3 separate regions of the Homo sapiens genome follow, and regions 1 and 3 are each linked to region 2. The links are chromatin contacts, found by Hi-C or POLR2A ChIA-PET in ENCODE. All regions are on one chromosome and are shown on one strand. The core of a region is the stretch at or near the end of the contact, and the rest is flanking DNA. Distances in the headings are between cores, read along the strand shown.

What was found. Hi-C counts contacts between places; a loop is a spot of excess contacts on that map. ChIA-PET counts read pairs that join two places held with the same protein, here RNA polymerase II (POLR2A). Pooled maps may share reads with other maps.
Region 1: a loop to region 2 is called in a pooled map, with 4 times the contacts of the local background. The contact joins two enhancer-like sites. A Hi-C loop is called at or near these places in 2 of 50 pooled maps. POLR2A ChIA-PET finds 5 or more read pairs at or near these places in 2 of 52 experiments (GM12878 and HEK293).
Region 3: a pooled map shows a loop between it and region 2 (2.3-fold over the local background). The contact joins two enhancer-like sites. A Hi-C loop is called at or near these places in 2 of 37 single-sample maps with no recorded cell type and 2 of 50 pooled maps. POLR2A ChIA-PET finds 5 or more read pairs at or near these places in 1 of 52 experiments (activated T-cell).

Annotation. Positions count from the first base shown.
Region 1 is chr12:12,807,588-12,811,927 of GRCh38, forward strand. No RefSeq gene overlaps it. Among named protein-coding and RNA genes, the nearest start is that of DDX47, 3.6 kb to the right of the region's middle. Within about 2 kb of position 1,269, at least 31 of the 41 ENCODE cell types and tissues checked have a DNase peak (open chromatin) inside an H3K27ac peak, as active enhancers do; they include GM12878, where a contact is called at or near this core.
Region 2 is chr12:11,834,660-11,839,284 of GRCh38, forward strand. ETV6 (ETS variant transcription factor 6) reads left to right here. Exons shown (of 8, transcript NM_001987.5): 3 at 4,481-4,625. Among named protein-coding and RNA genes, the nearest start is that of ETV6, 190 kb to the left of the region's middle. RefSeq lists enhancers at 1,756-1,985, 3,757-4,625. Within about 2 kb of position 1,797, at least 15 of the 41 ENCODE cell types and tissues checked have a DNase peak (open chromatin) inside an H3K27ac peak, as active enhancers do; they include GM12878, where a contact is called at or near this core.
Region 3 is chr12:12,734,198-12,739,082 of GRCh38, forward strand. It overlaps a transcript of APOLD1 not described here. Among named protein-coding and RNA genes, the nearest start is that of CDKN1B, 19 kb to the left of the region's middle. Within about 2 kb of position 2,719, at least 13 of the 41 ENCODE cell types and tissues checked have a DNase peak (open chromatin) inside an H3K27ac peak, as active enhancers do.

The DNA of each region.
Region 1 (4,340 bases), core at 19-2,518, 970 kb after region 2:
GTTGCAATGAGCTGAGATCATGCCACTGTCCTCCAGCCTGGGCAACAGAGTGAGACCTCATCTCAAAAAAAAAAAAAAAGGAGGGGGGGCCAGGTGGCTCACACCTGTAATCCCAGTGCTTTGGGAGGCCGAGGTGGGAGGATCACTTGAGTCCAGGAGTTCAAGGTTGCAGTGGCACAATCAGAACTCACTGTACTCCAGCCTGGGCAACAGAGAGAGCCTGTTTCTAAAAACTAAAAAAAAAAAAAAAATTTGTTAACTCGGAGAACAAGTTTTAATACATAACATTAATATATTTATCTGTATACTAATGCAGTTGTAAAATATAATTTTTAATACTTTTTTGTGGAAGAAGAGGTGCATGAAGGCAAAGGAGTCTGGGGCTCATGAAAACCTTTGAGTAAGATGGGGTCAGGCCCTTCGACCTCTCCTTCTGGAGCCCATATATTGTTTCGGGCTTGCTTTTCCTCCCTCATCATTTAGAGTGTTTATTTAGATTTCCTCTTTAACCTTTCTCATTGTTCTGAAAGTACAGGATATGACGTGGCTCAGTGACTAGAATGGACCTCTATTATTTCCATTCCCAGAGTATAAATATCCAAACTGCTTCAACCTGATAGGAATAGTCAAAAGCAGACAATCATCTCGGCTACTGCAGGCTTTCCTCTTTGGAACCCACCTATGGTCATCCTGTCAGTCTGACATGAATCTGGTCACTGGGGTAGGTGCTGTTCCAAGGCCCAAACTTTGCTGGCAGGAACAGACTAAAGAACTGAGCAGCGCTGACGCTGCTGTCACTGCATGCCACATCCTCTTCACGGCCCTCGATACCCTGGGGACACTGACACCAGAGGAAGTTTTAAAAACAGCCTGTGTCTGAATTATCCAAGAACAAACAGAAAAGACTTGCTTGGCTAAAATCAACAGGGTTTGATGTTACAACTGCAGTTGAAAGGCTTAAATCGGTTCTCTTTAAAGCAGCAGGCACCCCCAGACATCTTATGGGTGATTCCTTTTCTTTTCTGTAACGCATTCGAACAAAACTCAGGTAACTTTAGAAGGTATATGATATGCAAATTTATAGACCTTCCAGTTGTTTCCATCTGAGTCCCCTTTTCAGGCTTTTTATCTCTGCTTCCCCTTGCTCCCCAATCAGGATCCTCTCCTCTCAGCTCTTCTTTCCCATTCCACTCTCCTAAATGCAATCACAGGATGAGTCAAGGGGAAGCAAAATAAATACTGCAGCTGCTTTCTCTCTTTGTTTTTACAGAAAAGTCTGTGTGGCTGCTTTTGAAGAAGAAAGCTGCTTTCGATTATGTAAGATGATGCTCTCTTTGGTAAAAGTTTTGGTCTGGTCTCAAGAGACTTGGCTTTTTTTTTTTTTCTTTTTGAGACGGAGTCTTGCTCTGTTGCCCAGGCTGGAGTGCAGTGGCATGATCTCGGCTTGCTGCGACCTCCACCTCCCAGGTTCAAGCAATTCTCCTGCTTCAGCCTCCCGAGTAGCTGGGATTACAGGCTCACAATACCACACCCAGCTAATTTTTGTATTTTTAGTAGAGACGGGGTTTCACCATGATGACCAGGCTGGTCTTGAACTCCTGACCTCAGGTGATCCATCTACCTCAGCCTTCCAGATTGCTGGCATTACAGGTGTGAACCATTGCCCCCAGTCTAAGAGGCTTGGCTTCTATTCTTGTCTCTTGTGATCTTTACTCTTTCTTTACTCTTGTGTCTCTTTACTCTCTGGGACTAGAGTTCCTCCTCTGTCAAAAGAGGAATACAAACTCCCCAGCCGGTCTATGTAACAGAGAAGAGGAAGAGGAAGAGCCCAATTTAGCTGGGTAGATTCTCTTTGGGAGAAGTTGACTTCCCCTTATCCCAAAGCATATGTATTGACTTTGGAGACCATCTAGAGTGGCCCAATTCCAAGTCATAGGAGAATGAGATGGTAGCCATGAGGAGGGCTAAATAGAGAGATGGAATGCCTTAGACTGGGCTAGCATAATTGTATGCCTGTGACTGCCCAATAGAATCAATTTCAGGGTGACCTGTTGTCTTATGCAGTGTGTATTTTCTCTCCTTTCCTGTAACTTGGAGTGAACTAATGTAAAAAGACCAAAGTCCCCAGCCTATTCTGCAGCAGTGTAATCTTTTTTTACTACATATATATGTGTATATATATATATATATACATATATATATAAAATTAAAAAATATATATTTTAGACAGAGTCTCACTCTGTTGCCCAGGCTGGTGTGCAGTGGCACGACCTCGACTCACTGCAACCTCTGCCTCCCAGGTTCAAGCTATTCTCCTACCTCAGCCTCCAAAGTAGCTGGGATTACAGGTGTCCGCAATTATGCCTGGCTAATTTTTGTATTTTTAGTAGAGACAGGATTTCACCATGTTGGCTAGGCTGGTCTTGAACTCCTGACCTCAAATGATCCACCTGCCTTGGCATCCCAAAGTGCTGGGATTATAGGTGTGAGCCACTGTGCCCGGCCAGGAATGTAATCTTAAATATGGAAAAACCTCACTCCCTAAAAAACAAAGAGTGAAGTCCTCTCTGGTCTGCTATGGTTCCTGATCCCAATGCTTTGCTGTTTTACTTCAGCCAGGCAGCATTTCCAGAGCATCCACTTCTTGCCAGGGCCTGTGCTTAGAGCCAGGGGTATGAAGATCATCCCTTGTCTCTTAGATTGTTGGGGACCAGCCTCAACACCACCCGTAGGGTACCCAAAGTCCGGTGGCAACAAAGGAATGAGAAGAGACAGGTTAAGAGTGCATAAAGAGTGGGGGCCGGGGGGCCAATTGCAAAATGGAGGCTGCAAAAGGCCCAGAGTTCTGGTCTTCACTCTATTTATTGAGTACAATCCCTTAGATCTAAGAAGCAGATGTTTAGGGTGAAACAGTGAAAGGGAGGCAGTATGTCATAGGCGTAATCTATAGCAATGGCTGTTTAAATGAGTCTCCTTTGTTCTCAAACAGCATATCTTTAACTTATCGAAGAGTAGCTAGTGGGAGTGGGCTTAACTAGGAGCCTGAACGTCTGTCCACATTTCAATGCTTCAAAGGAGTGTCTTTCTCCTTGAACACAGTGTTTATAGATAAGAGAGCAGGTTGCGCTCAGAGCATGGGAACATAATGGCGATAAGAAGGCTTTCCTCCTCAGAGGCCTTTTGTGACTTGCCACAACTTATTGTCCCATATTTTTATGGCCCGTTTATGCAGGCACCCCACAAGCCCTTTTCCCAACATAGATCAGGGGTCCCCAGCCTCTGGGCCATGGACTGGTGCCAGTCCGTGGCCCGTTAGGAGCTGAGTTGCACAGCAGGAGGTGAGTAGCAGGTGAGCAAGCATTACTACCTGAGCTCCGCCTCCTGGTAAATCAGCTGCGGCATTAGATTCGCTTGGGAGCACAATCCCTATTGCAAGGGATCTAGGTTGCGTGGTTCTTATGAGAATCTAATGCCTGGTGATCTGTCACTGTCTCCCATTACCCCCACATGGAACCATCTAGTTGCAGGAGAACAAGCTCAGGGCTATCACTGATTCCACATTATGGCAAGTTGTACAATTATTTCATTATATATTACAATGTAATAATAATAGAAATAAACTGCACAATAAATGTAATGTGCTTGAATCATCCTGAAACCATCCCCGCCCCAATTCTGTGCAAAAAATGTCTTCCACGAAACCAGTCCTTAGTGCCAAAAAGGTTGGGGACCGCTGTCTTAGATGGTCTCCTTTTCTCACTCTTTCTACAGCCTATCTCCATATAGAGTTAGAGTAATATTTTAAATGTGTAGATCATGTCTCTTCCCTGCTCTAAACCCCCAGTGGCTTCCTTCTGCATTTAGGATAACATCCAAAACCCCAGACCTTTTACAACAGGGTCCTGCAGAGTCTGAGCTGAGCCCAATTCTCTGACCACATCCTACCCTTTTTGTTGTTGAGACACTGCTGTGATGCCTAAATCAGGGCCCTTTTTTAGTTGTGGTGGTGGGGAGGTCGGCAGGCACATTGAGTTGAGTTCCTCACAATTCTCAGGTCAAGCACACTGGCATCACAAGTCTCCTCTCTTGCTTTGTGTATTTATTATCCTTTTTTTTTTTTTTTTGAGACGGAGTCTTGCGCTGTCACTCAGGCTGGAGTGCAATGGCATGATCTCAGCTCACTGCAACCTCCGCCTCCGGGGTTCAAGCAATTCTCCTGCCCCAGCCCCCCGAGTAGCTGGGATTACAGGCACAGGCCACCATGCCTGGCTAATTTTTGTGTTTTTAGTAGAGACTGGATTTCACTATGTTGACCAGGCTGGTCTCGAACTCTTGACTTC
Region 2 (4,625 bases), core at 547-3,046:
ATGAAACACACTTAAGCATTAATCTGTCTTCTGTGATTCAGAAGATCCTTCAGGAAGTTACAAAATCTCAGGGTCATGGCCATGGGCATGGAGTAATTCTGTAGAAAAAGATCCTGGCTGTAAGGTATTCTTTGGTTTTTTGGATTCAAATTAAATAGGAGCATATTGACTACATGAAACCCTGAAGGGAATAGAGATCACATACTCTAAGCCCGTCATTGTACAGATGAAGTCACTGAGCCACAGAGAAGCTGAGTGGCCTGCCCAGAATCAAATGTTAATTCATGGCAGATCTGGGAATAAAATCCAGGCTCCTGTCTCCCAACATGTTTGTCATCATTAGTTTAAGAACATCTCAGAAAGTCTGAAACAGGGTCAAAATGTACTGATGAATGTGGCTGCCCATTAAAGCATGGAATTGAAGAAATATTAGAAGTAAGTTTAAGGGCCTGGGTGTGTCACTGAAGGATATGACACAATATACTGGACCTACTCGGGAGAGGGGAGAAGTACAGTAGAATTTTTAGTAACTTTCTTAATCACAGCAGTTCACTTTCTCTGTACAAAATTCTTTTCAAATATTCTCTGAAACTAATTGGCATTAAAAATGCTGATCTTAGTAAATGGCCCTCAAGAGGCACGCTATGCGCACAGGGAATAGTATAATATAGGTGCAGAGTAATGGTCTCTCTCCTTCTCTCCTTTTTTTCCTTTTCCTAATGATCATTAACATCTATATTCTTTGACTTTGTTGAATTAAAGTTGCAAGAGATGGCCGTAAATAAAGCAAGTTATGTATGTGCCTCCCTCATTCTGCCCATGCAGCTTCTGTTCCATTTGCAGCTGTGAGCCGTGTAAGACTCTCAAGACCAAGCACCCATGAGTGCCTGGGAGCAAGTAGCCTGTGAAGGGAGGACTTTATTCCTGGATGCATTAAAAGCAGAGTCCCACCTACACCTCCCTCCTCTTCCCATTTATAAATCTACTTCTCCAGGGATCTACAGATTTTTTGGCTATATTTTTAGTCTGTTGATAATTTGAGAAAGTCTCCAAGGATCTAAGTCTTGGATGGGTAGGAGTCAATTCACTCAGTCTTTTTTGAATCCCTAATGGATGTTCAAAACCAGTCTCAATTCTGGATCTGGATGGGACATGCATGTCGAAGTACAGTGTGATGGATAAGAGCACAGATTCTGGAACCAGATTGCCTGGGTTCAGATCTCCGCTTCTGTCATTACTAGGGTTATGTGACCTTGGGCAAGTCCCTTAAATGCGTTGGGCCTCAGTTTCCTAATCTGAATCCCTATCATAGGGTTGTGTGAGCATGCAGTTGAATGAGCTAATATCTATTCATATAAAGTGCTTAGAGCAGTACTAGGTGCATAGTAGTGCTTAGTAAATGACTATTAAGTAAATTAAATCAGCCTGATTAGAATTGCCTCCAGGTGCAAGGCTCTATCCCATTTAGACACGCTAACACACAAGGTCTTAAGGGCTTTAGGTTTAAGGAAAAGGGGCTTTTTCCCCCCTCAATTCTACACCACAACCTTTTTATTCTATTGAATTACAAAGGAAATAACAGTGGGACTTGACTTTGAACACCAAAGTTTATCCAGCCTCTTTCCAGCTCGGTGAACGTGTCCACCTACTTCACTCTTTATGCTAAAGGAAGAGCAGCGACGCTGATAAATGTATTGAGTGGCCTCGAGCAGGTGGCTTGCTCTGTCAAGATCACTTTTGTATGACTGCTGGGATCACCACAGTCTCCCCTGTAACTTGCTGGGTTCCTCTTGTACATAAGCCGAGGGCATTTGCATCGGTTCCTGGTGAGGGGGTTTCCACACGGTGGCCCTGGTTGCTTCAGGGGCTGGGCTGTGGGAGACATTAATGGGAAGTGAAAAGAGAAACTGTTGTGCTTAACCGGCAGAGCTGTTTGGAGTGTGACTCTTCTTGTATTTAGGGAAAAGATTACTCATGAGTATTTTCTTCCATAGAATATAAAGAACCTCAAATTACTACTTGCATCCCCCACCCCCTTCTCACCCACCTCCCTCCGTTGCAGCGTGTCCTCTGCAGAAACTTCAGCATTTTACTCTCAATTCCCCTCCCAAGCAGGATTCAGTTCTGTATTTGCTTTGGGGCCCATGTTTCCAATAAGCCACCCTGTACTTTTTCCTGTTTCTGCCTGAGCATCTTCTGCTCACTGGACCTCTCACCTCCAGGCACCTTCCTAGGCCTGAGGAACCAGACCTTCACATGTGTCCCCTAATGGGAACTCCCTGTGTGAAGGAGAGGAAGGTCCATAATAACAAATCGCAGCGCCATTCTTGTTCAAAGGTGACACCATTGACAGTAAGGAGTTAGGTTTAAGGTTTTTACCAGTTCAAAAACTGAGATTTTGCTGAGTAACCCTCACTGCCACTCCCACCTCCCTGTGATTCTAGATACGTGTTTTCAAGGTCATTGGAGAGAGCTGGTACTTCCCATATCCATGGACTGTTTTTAATAGGCATCACTTTCTGGCCAGTCAGGAGTCAAAAACAAAAACTTTTAGTGGCTGTATTTTATTCTAAAGATCATAAAGCAGTAATGCACCATAAATTATTATTTGAAATTCTAATTTGTTTCCATGTGAAAAAAAAATTATCCTAAAAACACCAAGAAAAAAGCTCTTAAATGCTCATCTCTAATGATTTCCAGTGCCCAGTAGTTCTTTTTTTGGTGCACTACAAAAAAGGAATTTTGGTTTTGAGGGGACTTCCACAGGTTTAGAGGAAGCCAACTACCATTCCTCAAAACTACACTTTGCAAAGGAGCCACTTGGAAGACAATCATGCCCAGAGGCCCTGGACATTTTCCAGGGCATTTGAGCCGTTTGTTCCCCACTTCAGCAGGTAGGAAGAGCAGCCCCATATAGCAAACCAGATTGTTCTTTGGCATGCCTGGTTTAGGATGAAAGGTAATTTTTTCCAGGATCAAACTGAGGGACACTTTTATAACACACTTGTGAAGTCTTCGTAGCAAGTTTAAGTAACTTATAGTGAGAGACGGAAGCTCCTCTTAGCAACACTGATGCCATTGCTCTGTTTGAGCTATTGATTCACACCATGTGATTTTAGAGAATGAAGATCCATTGAACATCCAGCTTCTTCTGACCCAGCAGTTCTTAAATTTGGTCTCATGTCTCCTTTTGATTCTTAAAAATTAATGGAGACCCCAAAGAGCTTTTGCTTATATGGGTTATAGTTATCTGTAGTTACCATATTATTACATAAATTAAACCTGGGTATTTACAAAATATTTATGAATTTAGCAAGTAAAATAGCCAACTCTATATTAATGCAAACATATTTTAAAATATATTTTCCCAAACCAAAAATAATTTGTGAGAAGAGTAGCATTGTTACACATTTTTGAAAGTCTCTTAAAATCTGGCTTAATGGAAGATGGCTGGACGCTCATCTCTGTTTCTGCATTCAATCTGTTGCAAGATCACATCATATGCCTTCTAGAACATTCCACCTAAGAAAGAATGAGAGCGAAAAAGGCAAATAATTAATATTGTTATGACAAGATGTTTTACTTCATAGGCACCCTACAAAGGTCTCGGGAACCCTGATGGGTCCCAAGATCACATTTTGAGAACCACTGTTCTAACTTATCAAAGATTTCTCACAACAGCAAAATAAAATAAAACTATAGACTTACAGTCAGGCTCCCAGAGAGCCAACCTGAGCCAACCTCTCAGCCCCTGCTCTGTACCCCCCTCCTGCCCACTTGGTTCCTACTCAGAGTTCAAGTACCACCCCACCAGGAAGCTCTAATGTCAGTGAGTAGAATAAAAAGGCAGAAGACCTTTTATCCTTACTTTGCCCTCTTATTGCCAGAGGCCAGCCTGATGGTTTCCCAGAGGCTGAGTGAATTGCTCTTCCTGGAAGAAGTTTCAGGGAACATTTCATTATTTGGCAGCTCTGGAAGGTCAAGCTCAGCTCTGGAACATTCTTTCTTCAGAAGGACGCTGGGCTGCAATCAGATCAGCTCTGAATCTGAGGACCCTCCAACCACACTGACACGTGTCATAGTTCTGAGCCCCTGTGGGTGCTGTGGGCACCCTGGAACAGCCCCTGGAACTGGGCAAGGAAGGGCAGGTCTCTAAGACCTACCATCCCTTAAACACATAAAAGATCTTTTTCTCATTTTGCCTCTAAATAAAAAGTTAATCTGACAGCACACCCCAGAGTAGGGTTTGGTGTACAAACTGCTCCCTGGACTCCTCTTGGAGGCTGCTTCTGGGCTTCGAGAAGCCCCCAGTGGGGCGGCTCAAACAAGGGCTGGAGAGGGGACTCAGAGTTGAACATAAGGGCTCTTGAGATGTGGAGACTCATTTTGTTAACTATTCAGAGACCTTCTCCCTTTATTCCAGCTGTCTAACTGACAAGACCTTTCTCTCTTTCTTTCTGCCTCATGCTCTCTCCAACAGGCTTGCAGCCAATTTACTGGAGCAGGGATGACGTAGCCCAGTGGCTCAAGTGGGCTGAAAATGAGTTTTCTTTAAGGCCAATTGACAGCAACACGTTTGAAATGAATGGCAAAGCTCTCCTGCTGCTGACCAAAGAGGACTTTCG
Region 3 (4,885 bases), core at 1,469-3,968, 900 kb after region 2:
TATTCCATCTTTTTGCCATATGGGATTTTACTGGTAACATGATCCCAAAACTCACATTCCTTGATCTTTGGCACTTGGCACACTCAGGGAATCCGCCTGGGAATTCACCAGATCAACTCCCTGCCTTAGATTAGTTACTTAGGACATAGTGCTGGGAAAATAGTTTTACATTTCAAGTTAGCCGACTAATCTTTGGCTGTCCCTCTCCATGTGACTGACCTGGGGCAAATCTTAGAATCTCAGAATATTGGCTATGGGAGACCACTGTATCGATTCTTTCCATTTTGCAGATGAGAATATTCTAATTCTTGATTTCCTGTAAAGTGGGGAAGTTAAACGAAGATGATTTATAGATTCCTTCTGGCTTACAGCTCTGTGATTCTTGTTTCCTAGTCAAGATCACACATTCCATCCCTGTGGATCAGGTTATTTTTCAGGGAAGCTAGAGTCCTGATTTTTGGCCACAAACCACATATTCAGAATCAAAAGAAGATGATCTTATAATAGCGTAGGCTGAACAATAAACGTTTATAATCTCACTAGAAAAAAAGCACGTGAATGTGTAACCTAATGGTTGCTTAGTAGTGCCAGATATTGCTGCATTGTCGCGTGCAGTCTCTGGGAGCCTTTACTAAGGCCAGGCTCTGTGGGCTTCAAGGTCACAAACAGGAGCGCTGGCCTCCTGGAGCTCCACAAGGCGTCACAGCTGTAATTATTCCATGGAATTTAGGTGAGTGTTGTGAAGGATGAGTGCCATGAAGGGACCTCAGAGCTTCTGCTTCATGCTGTAGCAGTTTGGATCCCAGACAAGGTGACTAACTGAGGAAGCAAGCAGGGGCTAAAATCGAAACTCTTTCCCCAAGCCAGCCTGTGTTTACTGAAAAGAAAAGGGCCTTTAAAAATCCACCAACACTCCCTTTAGCTGAGCAGCCACTTATAGTCCCAGCTACTCGGGAGTTTGAGGTGGAAGGATCCCTTGAGCCCAGGAGTTCCAGTCCACCTGAGCAACAGAACAAGACCCCATCTCTAAAACAAACAAACAAACAAAATAAAAAATGCCATTCCATCCCCCTCACCTGCAGTGCCTTCCCCTATGTTCCAGTGGCTGCCTGTAGGATGCTGTAAGAGTTTGAAACAGGGGCCCTGACCTAGAGCGAGGGTTAGAGAATCCCTCCTAAAGAAATGACTTTCAAGTTGAGACCTGGAAGCTGAGCATGAGTTAACCAGTTGAAAGGAGGAAAGGAAGGAGAGTGAGCCAAGCAGAACACAGTCCAAGGCTGCAAGTCAGAGAAGAGCTTTGAAAGAATGTGCTTGTGGCTGGGGGGCAGTGAGCCAATGGCAGAAGGAATGAGTGCTGTGGCTGGAGTGATGGGCTTTTTAAGCCACATTAGGAATTTTGGACTTTAAGTGCAATGGGAAGCCACTGGATAATTTAAAGGTGACTTGGCAGGCACAGTGGCTGATGCCTGCAATCTCAGTGCTTTGGGAGGCCAAAGTGGATTGCTTGGGAGGCCGAAGAGGATCATTCGAGGTTAGGCATCGAAGACCTGCCTGGACAATGTGAGGCCTCATTTCTACAATAAATAAATAAATAAATAAATAAGCCAGGCATGGTGGTGAGCACCTGTAGTCATACCTACTTGGGAAGCTGAAGCAGGAGGATCGCTTGGGCCCAGGAATTCACAGTTTTAGTGAGCTATAATCCACCACTGCCACTCAGGCCTGGGTGACAGAGTGAGATCTTGTCTCTAAACTAAAATAAAATAAGCTCACACCTGTAATGTCAGCACTTTGAGAAGCTGAGGCAGGTGGATCACTTGAACCCAGCCTGGGTACCATGGCAAAACCCCATCTCTACTAAAAATACAAACAACTAGGCTGGGAGCAGTGGTTCATGCCTGTAATCCCAGCATTTTGGGAGGCTGAGGCGGGTGGATCACTCAGGAGTTCAAGACTGGCCTGGCCAGCCTGGTGAAACCCCGTCTCTACTAAAAATACAAAAAATTAGGTGAGCGTGGTGGTGTGTGCCTGTAATCCCAGCTACTCGAGAGGCTGAGGCAGGAGAACTGCTTGAACCCAGGAGGAGGAGGTTGCGGTGAGCCAAGATCACGCCACTGCACTCCAGCCTGGGCAATAAGAGTGAGAGTCTGTCTCAAAAAAAACAAAACAAAACAAAAAAACTAGCTGGGCATGGTGGTGTGCACCTGTAGTCCCAGCTACTTGGGAGGCTGAGGTGGGAGAATCACCTGAGCCTGGGAGGTCAAGGCTATAGTGAGCCATGATCACGCCACTGCACTCCAGCCTGGGTGACAGACTGAGACCCTGTCTCAAAAGAATAAATAAATAAAATAAAATAAGAGAGTGACTTGAGCAGCTTCAAATAAATTTTATTGTTTCCTCACTTTATCTAATATTAATTGAAATCCTTAGTCTTATGTTGGGGTTATCCCAATAGGACGTGGGAAAGAAAGTTCAAGCTTTCGCCTTGATAGTTCTCCATGATGCTGCTTAACATAAACAATCGAGTTTTCAAAAACCAAAACTCTTGATTTCATTAAGTAAGGAGGGTGTAATGTGTAGTGCTTGGGCCGTTAGAGGGGATGTGGTCACAAGTGGTATATCTGAGGCTTTTGAAGGAGTGCATTCAAGGAAGAGCCCTGCTTGGTGTCAGCTACTGAACCAGAGATCCGAAGAAGTGGACCTCGCCAGCCTCCTGCTCCACCCCGCTACCAGTCTTAGCTGGAGCTCCCTTTTCTTTGTCATACTCAGCCAGTTGCTCATTGCTGTTTTAGAGTCTGGCCCATGTTTTGCTCTTTGGCTGTGCGATTGGCGTGAATCTTCTAAGCAAATGAATAGCTTAGAGGTGAATACTGAATCTTTTGCTTCAAGTAGCTCAGCATTTTTGTCTTTCATTTTTACTAAGTGACTAGATTCAGTATTCGAAGATGTTTTGGCCAAATGATTCATTATTTATTTGGCTTTAGAAAGAGACTTCAAAAGGATAATAGAAATAAACAACCCAGAGGTTTTTTTTTTAAATTGAAGATTAATAAAAGAGAGACCTCTGCTGGCTACAGTGGGGTAACAACCTAGAGTTGGCCACTGACTCCACAGGAAGCTATAATGGCTGTGACCCACCCCATACGCTTTTACAGTTGTCAGCAAATTGATCACTATTTGTTCACTTCTTCAGCAATCAACTCAAGTTCTTTTGGAGTTCATTGAAGTGAGGTATAATTCCCAGTCCAATCACCACTGTTTCTGTTTCAATCTTTAGGAAAAGTATTAGTCTTTTATATTTCTCGAACATAATAGCTTTACATATGAGCCCCTGCCAAACTGAGACCTGAAATAATTCCTGCATCTTACCTTCTCTGTTTCCTTTCCCCTTTTTTGCCTCCACCTCTCCTCCTCCCCTTCTCCAGTAAAACAAAATAAAACAAATCTACACTCAAGAGAGAGTACTGATAGAAAGTGAGAAGGAGGGAGCTGGGCGCTTATCTTTGGCATATCCTCAGCTGAGGATCCAAGCTGGGGGGCCCAGGGTTGGTGTTAACTACCTGAGTAGAGCTGTAGTTCCTACTGATGTCTTCCGTGGGATTTGTTCAACCGTGGGAATGTGGCTGCACGATAGTGGAGCAAGATTCAGTGAATGCTTCAGAATATGGAGGGTCGTTATCTAGGGGGAGGAAGGGGACTGAATGTTCTCTTGAGACCTTTTGTTGGCAACAACAATAATGAGTGCCTACTATGTGCCAGGCCCTGGACTAAGTACCTTAAATACCTTAATTCTGTTTCCTGCTTTTCTTCTCTCTTCACAGTCTTAAGAATGTCTTTCTATGAGAAAAACATTGAATATATGTAAAGAACTTACAACAAGGCCTGCATAAAGTAGTAGCTATGCATGTGTTCACTATTTTATTATTATGTTTTTACTCTGGAATATGCTGCCACTCCTACACATGAGGAGAGGCTCTCCCCATACTCACCAGAGCAAGCAAGTCCTTTTTTTTTTTTTTTTTTTTAAGACACATGGAGTCTTGCTCTATTGCCCAGGCTGCAGTGCAGTGGCATGATCATGGCTCACTGCAGCCTCGACCTCTTGGGCTCAGGCAGTCCTCCTGCCTCAGCCTCCTGAGTAGCTGGGACTGCAGGTGTATGCCACCACACCTGGCTAATTTTAAATTTTTTAGAGATGGGGTCTCACTATGTTGCCCTGGCTGGTCTTGAACTCCTTTGCTCAAGCAGTCCTCCCAACTTAGCCTCCCAAATCATTGGGATGAGAAGCATGAACCACTGTGCCTGGTTAATTACATAGATATTTACATATCTACTATCTTAAAACGGTGTCCTTTTAAGAATTTCAAATGATGCTTTATAGTTTCTAATATGGTGCACTGGGTATACTGTTGATATTTAAAGTTTTGTGAATGATAAATTTCCCTACTTCAGTAGTGCCATAGAATTAATTGATTCTTGTATCTGAAATTTAATGAGTGCTTATGAAGTATGCTGGACTGTGCTAGGTTCTGACAGCATTTGAAAAGAAGTTTGACATCTGCCTGTCTGTCCCCTTTTGGCTGCCTATGAGGTGTGTAAGATGGCTGCAATTTGAGGAGGCATCCTTTGTTCCTGAGGATAGAAGGTGCATTGTGGAGTAGAAAGATACAGGAACTATAGGCGATGCCACACCAACTCTGTGCCACTTATCTCCAGAATTCCTGTACAGAAAAGAAAAGTACACTTTTATCTTGTTTAAGCCACTATGATTTCTGGGCTCTGTTACTAGCTGCCAAATGCAAATCTTAACAGATACAGAAGTCCTTGAGGATTTTTGAGCAAGGAACTGACTGTAAAACTGGTGGCTCTGCAAGGGACAGATTTG